Regions from separate parts of the Homo sapiens genome. Here region 2 is linked to region 1. Evidence: read pairs that join two places in POLR2A ChIA-PET (ENCODE). Cell type or tissue: A673. All regions are shown on one strand. Region 1 overlaps ZNF843 (zinc finger protein 843). Region 2 overlaps SLC5A2 (solute carrier family 5 member 2).

Evidence for each region. Peaks named below come from ENCODE experiments on the same cell type or tissue, not always from the same donor. Only the 100,000 strongest peaks of a DNase experiment are listed, where the experiment ranks them.
Region 2: POLR2A ChIA-PET joins it to region 1 with 10 read pairs; 2 of 35 experiments call an interaction of 5 or more read pairs at or near these places.

What each region holds. Positions count from the first base shown.
Region 1 is chr16:31,433,782-31,436,281 of GRCh38, forward strand. It overlaps ZNF843 (zinc finger protein 843), which reads right to left. Exons shown (of 2, transcript NM_001136509.3): 2 at 1,653-2,500. The coding sequence ends at 2,022. Among named protein-coding and RNA genes, the nearest start is that of COX6A2, 6.7 kb to the left of the region's middle. RefSeq lists an enhancer at 1,700-2,200. In A673, no CTCF peak of the experiment used is centred here; no DNase peak of the experiment used is centred here.
Region 2 is chr16:31,486,376-31,488,875 of GRCh38, forward strand. SLC5A2 (solute carrier family 5 member 2) reads left to right here. Exons shown (of 14, transcript NM_003041.4): 6 at 945-1,025; 7 at 1,155-1,384; 8 at 1,663-1,798; 9 at 2,008-2,115; 10 at 2,247-2,397. Among named protein-coding and RNA genes, the nearest start is that of SLC5A2, 4.5 kb to the left of the region's middle. RefSeq lists a silencer at 1,356-1,515. In A673, no CTCF peak of the experiment used is centred here; a DNase peak (open chromatin) is centred at 1,486; H3K4me3 peaks cover 1,021 bases.

The sequences.
Region 1 (2,500 bases):
TCTCTAAGTGGAAGTGGGGCTCATATGAATGAGTAGGGCAAGTCTGGGAGACAGAAAAGGGGAAAGGTCATTTTGGGCAGTGGAAAGAAATAAATCAAGTGCAAAGACACAGAGGTGCAGGAGGCCCTGGCCAGCAAAGGCACAGAGGTCAGGCGAAGCCCAATGGAGAAGCATGCATGCCACGCTAAAGCATTTGAACCCTGTTCTGTAGGCCCTGCTGGGGTCAGCGGAGGGGGTGGAGGGGTGGGAGTGGCAGGCAGGAGATCCTTTCAGGCAGGAGACTGACATCAGATTTAGTGTTGGAGTCTGGAGTCTGAGGGAGGAATCTATAATAACTGGTAGGTTCTATGGATGCTGAACCAGAATGCAGAGGCGGGAAGCAGGGGAGATTGGCTAGGAGTCTTCTGCAACAGTCCAGGCTCATGATGACAGGACTTGCACCTGTGAGAGAGCACAGGCCACAGAGGGCACGGGGTGCTGTCGAAAAACTCTTCTGAGGTACAACAAGTAGACGGCAGTGCCTGATACTACTTGGATTGGGAGAAAGAGGCATCAAGGACTGAGGTAGCAAGCTTGGAACTGAACCAGTAATGCTACCACAGACTTTCATGCAGTTTAAATTCTCATAGGGTAACTTTTCTTCCTCACTCTAATAGCACATCATTAAGACAACCAACAAACCAACAAACACTTTTTTTTTTTTTTTTTTTTTGATTCGGAGTCTCGCTGTCGCCCAGGCTGGAGTGCAGTGGCGCGATCTCGGCTCACTGCAAGCTCCGCCTCCCGGGTTCACGCCATTCGCCATTCTCCCGCCTCAGCCTCCAGCTTGGCTGGGACTACAGGAGCCCGCCACCATGCCCGGCTAATTTTTTTGTATTTTTTTTAGTAGAGACGGGGTTTCACCGTGTTAGCCAGGCTGGTCTCGATCTCCTGACCTCGTGATCCGCCCTCCTCTGCCTCCCAAAGTGCTGGGATTACAGGCGTGAGCCACCACGCCCAGCCGACAACTAACAAACACTTTTAAAAATACTTATCTAAAAAGCACAAGAGAGGCTGGGTGCGGTGGCTCATGCCTATAATCCCACCACTTTGGGAGGCTGAGGTGGGCGGATCACCTGAGGTCAGGAGTTCGAGACCAGCCTGGCCAGCATGGTCAAACCCCCTCTCTACTAAAAATACAAAAATTAGCTGGGCGTGGTGGTGGGCGCCTGTAATCCCAGCTACTCAGGAGGCTGAGGTAGAAGAATCGCTTGAACCCGGGAGATGGAGGTTGCAGTGAGCAGAGATCATGCCACTGCACTGCAGCCTAGGCAAAAGAGCACGATTCCGTCTCAAGAAAAAAAAAAAAGGAGAGAGAAATAATCACTAATATTAAGATAACACAATATTATTCCTGTCCACACCAAGAATATACCTTGTATATTATTGTTACTTCGATAATATACCTTGTATATTATTGTTACTTCGATAATATACCTTTGCCTACTACCTACCTAAATCCTTTTGTTATTTTAGTTATTTTAGAGAGACAGGGTCTCACTCTGTCTCTCACGCTGGGGTGCAGTGGCCTGATCATAGTTCACTGCAGCCTTGAACTCTCCAACTCAAGCGATCCTTCCGCCTCACCCTCCTGAGTAGCTGGGACTACAGGCCAGCGCCACCACACCAGCTCGTTTTATTTTTATTTCACAGAGATGCGGTCTCGCTAGGCTGCCCAGGCTAGTCTCAAATTCTTCGGGCTCACGCGATCCTCCCACCTCGGTCTCTTAAAGCGCTGGGATTACAGGTGTGAGTCACCGCCCGCAGCCGCACCTGCCTAAATCCCTTAATGTATAAGGGAAAGGAGCGAGAATTCAGGGGAAAAAAAACAAACAAAATAGCCCCCAGCACTTCTGAGAAAGATCTGCCATACAGAAAAGCCGTCCTGAGCGGGTCTGTGTGGAGGGAGGGGACTGCATCTCAGATCCACAGTCCACCGGCGGCTGCAACAATTCCACCCAGGGCTGCAGCACGCTGGTTCTTCAGTGTCGGGCCAGGTTGGACCTCCGGCTGGAGGCCTTCCACACCGGAAACACTGGTAGGGCTCCTCTCCAGTGTGGGTTCGAGGGCGGTGGAGGAGCTCGGCACTGTCGCTGAAGCCTGGCCCTGGCCTCGCCGAGCGGTCCGGCCGCTCTGTGCTGCGAGGCCTTCCGGGCTGGCTCAGGGTAGCCTGGGGCCTGAACCGCCTCCCGCGAGTCCCGTCCCGCGCTCGCACAGCTTCTGGGCCCCATCGCCCCCTCCTGCTGAGCTGCCGGCTGGGTGGCTGGCGGAACCTGGGCAACTTCCAGGCCTCCCAGAGGCACTGCAGGCACTGCGGGAAGGCCGGATGGAACCAGAGGCTGGAGACTGAGTGGGGGGCCAGGATAAAGGAAGGGAGGTCGGGGCAGGAGTGTGGATGGGGGCAGATGTTGAAGGAAGGACCCGGGGCTCCCACAGGGCCGGAGCCCAGAGGTGCTGTCCG
Region 2 (2,500 bases), 53 kb after region 1:
TGGAAGGGTGGTGTGGTCCAAGCAGGAGAAGGAACTAAATCTTTGGAGAGCAAAGGCTTCCTCTCTTTCCACTGTCTCTTGGATTTTGACTGGAAGTTCAGAGAGAAAGCCATGCTGGGCTTGAGTGAGGACTTTGAGAAAAGGAAGATTTAGCAGCTCTTGCCTGCCTTGAACACCTGGGAGAGCACACCTGACGAGTCTCCAAGATCTCTGGCAAAACCCAGTATGGTTCATAGGGACCTGGGGTGGGGCCTGAGGTCAGATGCGGACCAGAGTAGGCAGGGCTTGGTGCCAAGGCCCGCTTGAGGGACCCACCTCCAGAAGGAACGGAACTGAGTATAGGACCTTAGACAATCATCCTCTCCTACGATGACGCAGAAAAAACTGGGGCCGGCTGGGAGCGGCTCACGCCTGTAATCCCAGCACTTTGGGAGGCCAAGGCGGGCGGATCACGCGGTCAGGAGTTTGAGACCAGCCTGGCCAACATGGTGAAACCCCGTCTCTACTAAAGATACAAAAAATTAGCTGGACGTGGTGGCCCGCCCCTGTAATCCCAGCTACTCGGGAGGCTGAGGCAGGAGAATTGCTTGAACCGGGCAGGCGGAAGTTGCAGTGAGCTGAGATCCACCATTGCACTCCAGCCTGGGCGACAGGGCAAGACTCCATCTCAAAAACAAAAACAAAAACAAACAAAACTGGGGCCTAGAGGGGGCTGCTAGTGGGGGTCCTGCAAGTAGGCGCCTGGCCCTAAAACTCAGCCACACTCTGCCCGCCAAGCCCTGCTTGTTGGTGCCTGCGTGCATGAGCCCCGAGAACAGGCTATCGTTTTGAAATTTATTCTCCAGGAAGGGGAACTCTTTCAAATTCCCACAAAGACGCCTTATTGCTAAGGCCAGCCTGTAACATAAACAGCTGGGCTGTCCCCTGACCCCGGCCTGTTGCAGGAGGGCTGGCCGCGCTGATGTACACGGACACGGTACAGACCTTCGTCATTCTGGGGGGCGCCTGCATCCTCATGGGTTACGGTAGGGGCTCGCCTACCAGGGAGGGGCGCGGAGGGCATGGTCGCGGAGCTCTCGGCCTGCGCGCGGGGCCGTTGCGCGTCTCCGGTCTGAGGGTCCTAAGGAGGGTCCCCTGACGGCCTTGCCCGGCAGCCTTCCACGAGGTGGGCGGGTATTCGGGTCTCTTCGACAAATACCTGGGAGCAGCGACTTCGCTGACGGTGTCCGAGGATCCAGCCGTGGGAAACATCTCCAGCTTCTGCTATCGACCCCGGCCCGACTCCTACCACCTGCTCCGGCACCCCGTGACCGGGGATCTGCCGTGGCCCGCGCTGCTCCTCGGACTCACAATCGTCTCGGGCTGGTACTGGTGCAGCGACCAGGTGCGGGTATAGGGCTGCGCCTGCAGTGAGGCCGGGGCGGAGCCGAGACGGGCGGAGCCTGAGTCCCTCCCCGCCTTCCCCACAACGGTCTAAGGCGCAGTCTGAGGGGCGGGAACCCCTCGGGTTGGTGCTAAACCAGACAGAAGGCTCCATCTACTCCAAGCGTGCAGCTGAACTTGGGGCACTCACGAGCCAGAGGCGGGGCACAGAGCGGAACGGGGCGCGGGGCGGGGCCGAGGGGAGGCCCGCAAGCGGGCAGCTGAACGCCCCTCCCGTAGGTCATCGTGCAGCGCTGCCTGGCCGGGAAGAGCCTGACCCACATCAAGGCGGGCTGCATCCTGTGTGGGTACCTGAAGCTGACGCCCATGTTTCTCATGGTCATGCCAGGCATGATCAGCCGCATTCTGTACCCAGGTAACATCCCTGCCCCGCCCCTTTCCTGTGCCAGCAACCGGGCGCCCGTCGCCCAGTTCCGTCACCCTCCTAAGACTCGGCAGTTTGGGCCCGGAGTCCCGCCTCCCTCCGGGGGTCGCACGCCTCCTCTGCTAGGATTCCCAGTCCCCACCTCCTGGGATTCCCAGACCAGGCCCCGTCCTAACGGCGCGGTGGCCTCTCTCTGGCAGACGAGGTGGCGTGCGTGGTGCCTGAGGTGTGCAGGCGCGTGTGCGGCACGGAGGTGGGCTGCTCCAACATCGCCTACCCGCGGCTCGTCGTGAAGCTCATGCCCAACGGTAAGGGCAGCCCCGGGCCACAGGCGCAAGCTCGCTGCGGAGCCCGCTGCTGGGAGGGGTCGTCCCTCGCGCAGCTGCAGCCGCCCTGGACCCCCAGTGGCCCCAGCCTCACGGCTGCCGTCGGCCCGCAGGTCTGCGCGGACTCATGCTGGCGGTCATGCTGGCCGCGCTCATGTCCTCGCTGGCCTCCATCTTCAACAGCAGCAGCACGCTCTTCACCATGGACATCTACACGCGCCTGCGGCCACGCGCCGGCGACCGCGAGCTGCTGCTGGTGGGACGGTGCGGCCTGGGCTCCCCTCCTCCCCAACGGATCAGCCCGGGGCGGGGGCTTGCGCACCTGCAGGGGAGCCCAGGGTCCGGGTTCGATCCGACGGCCTCCGCC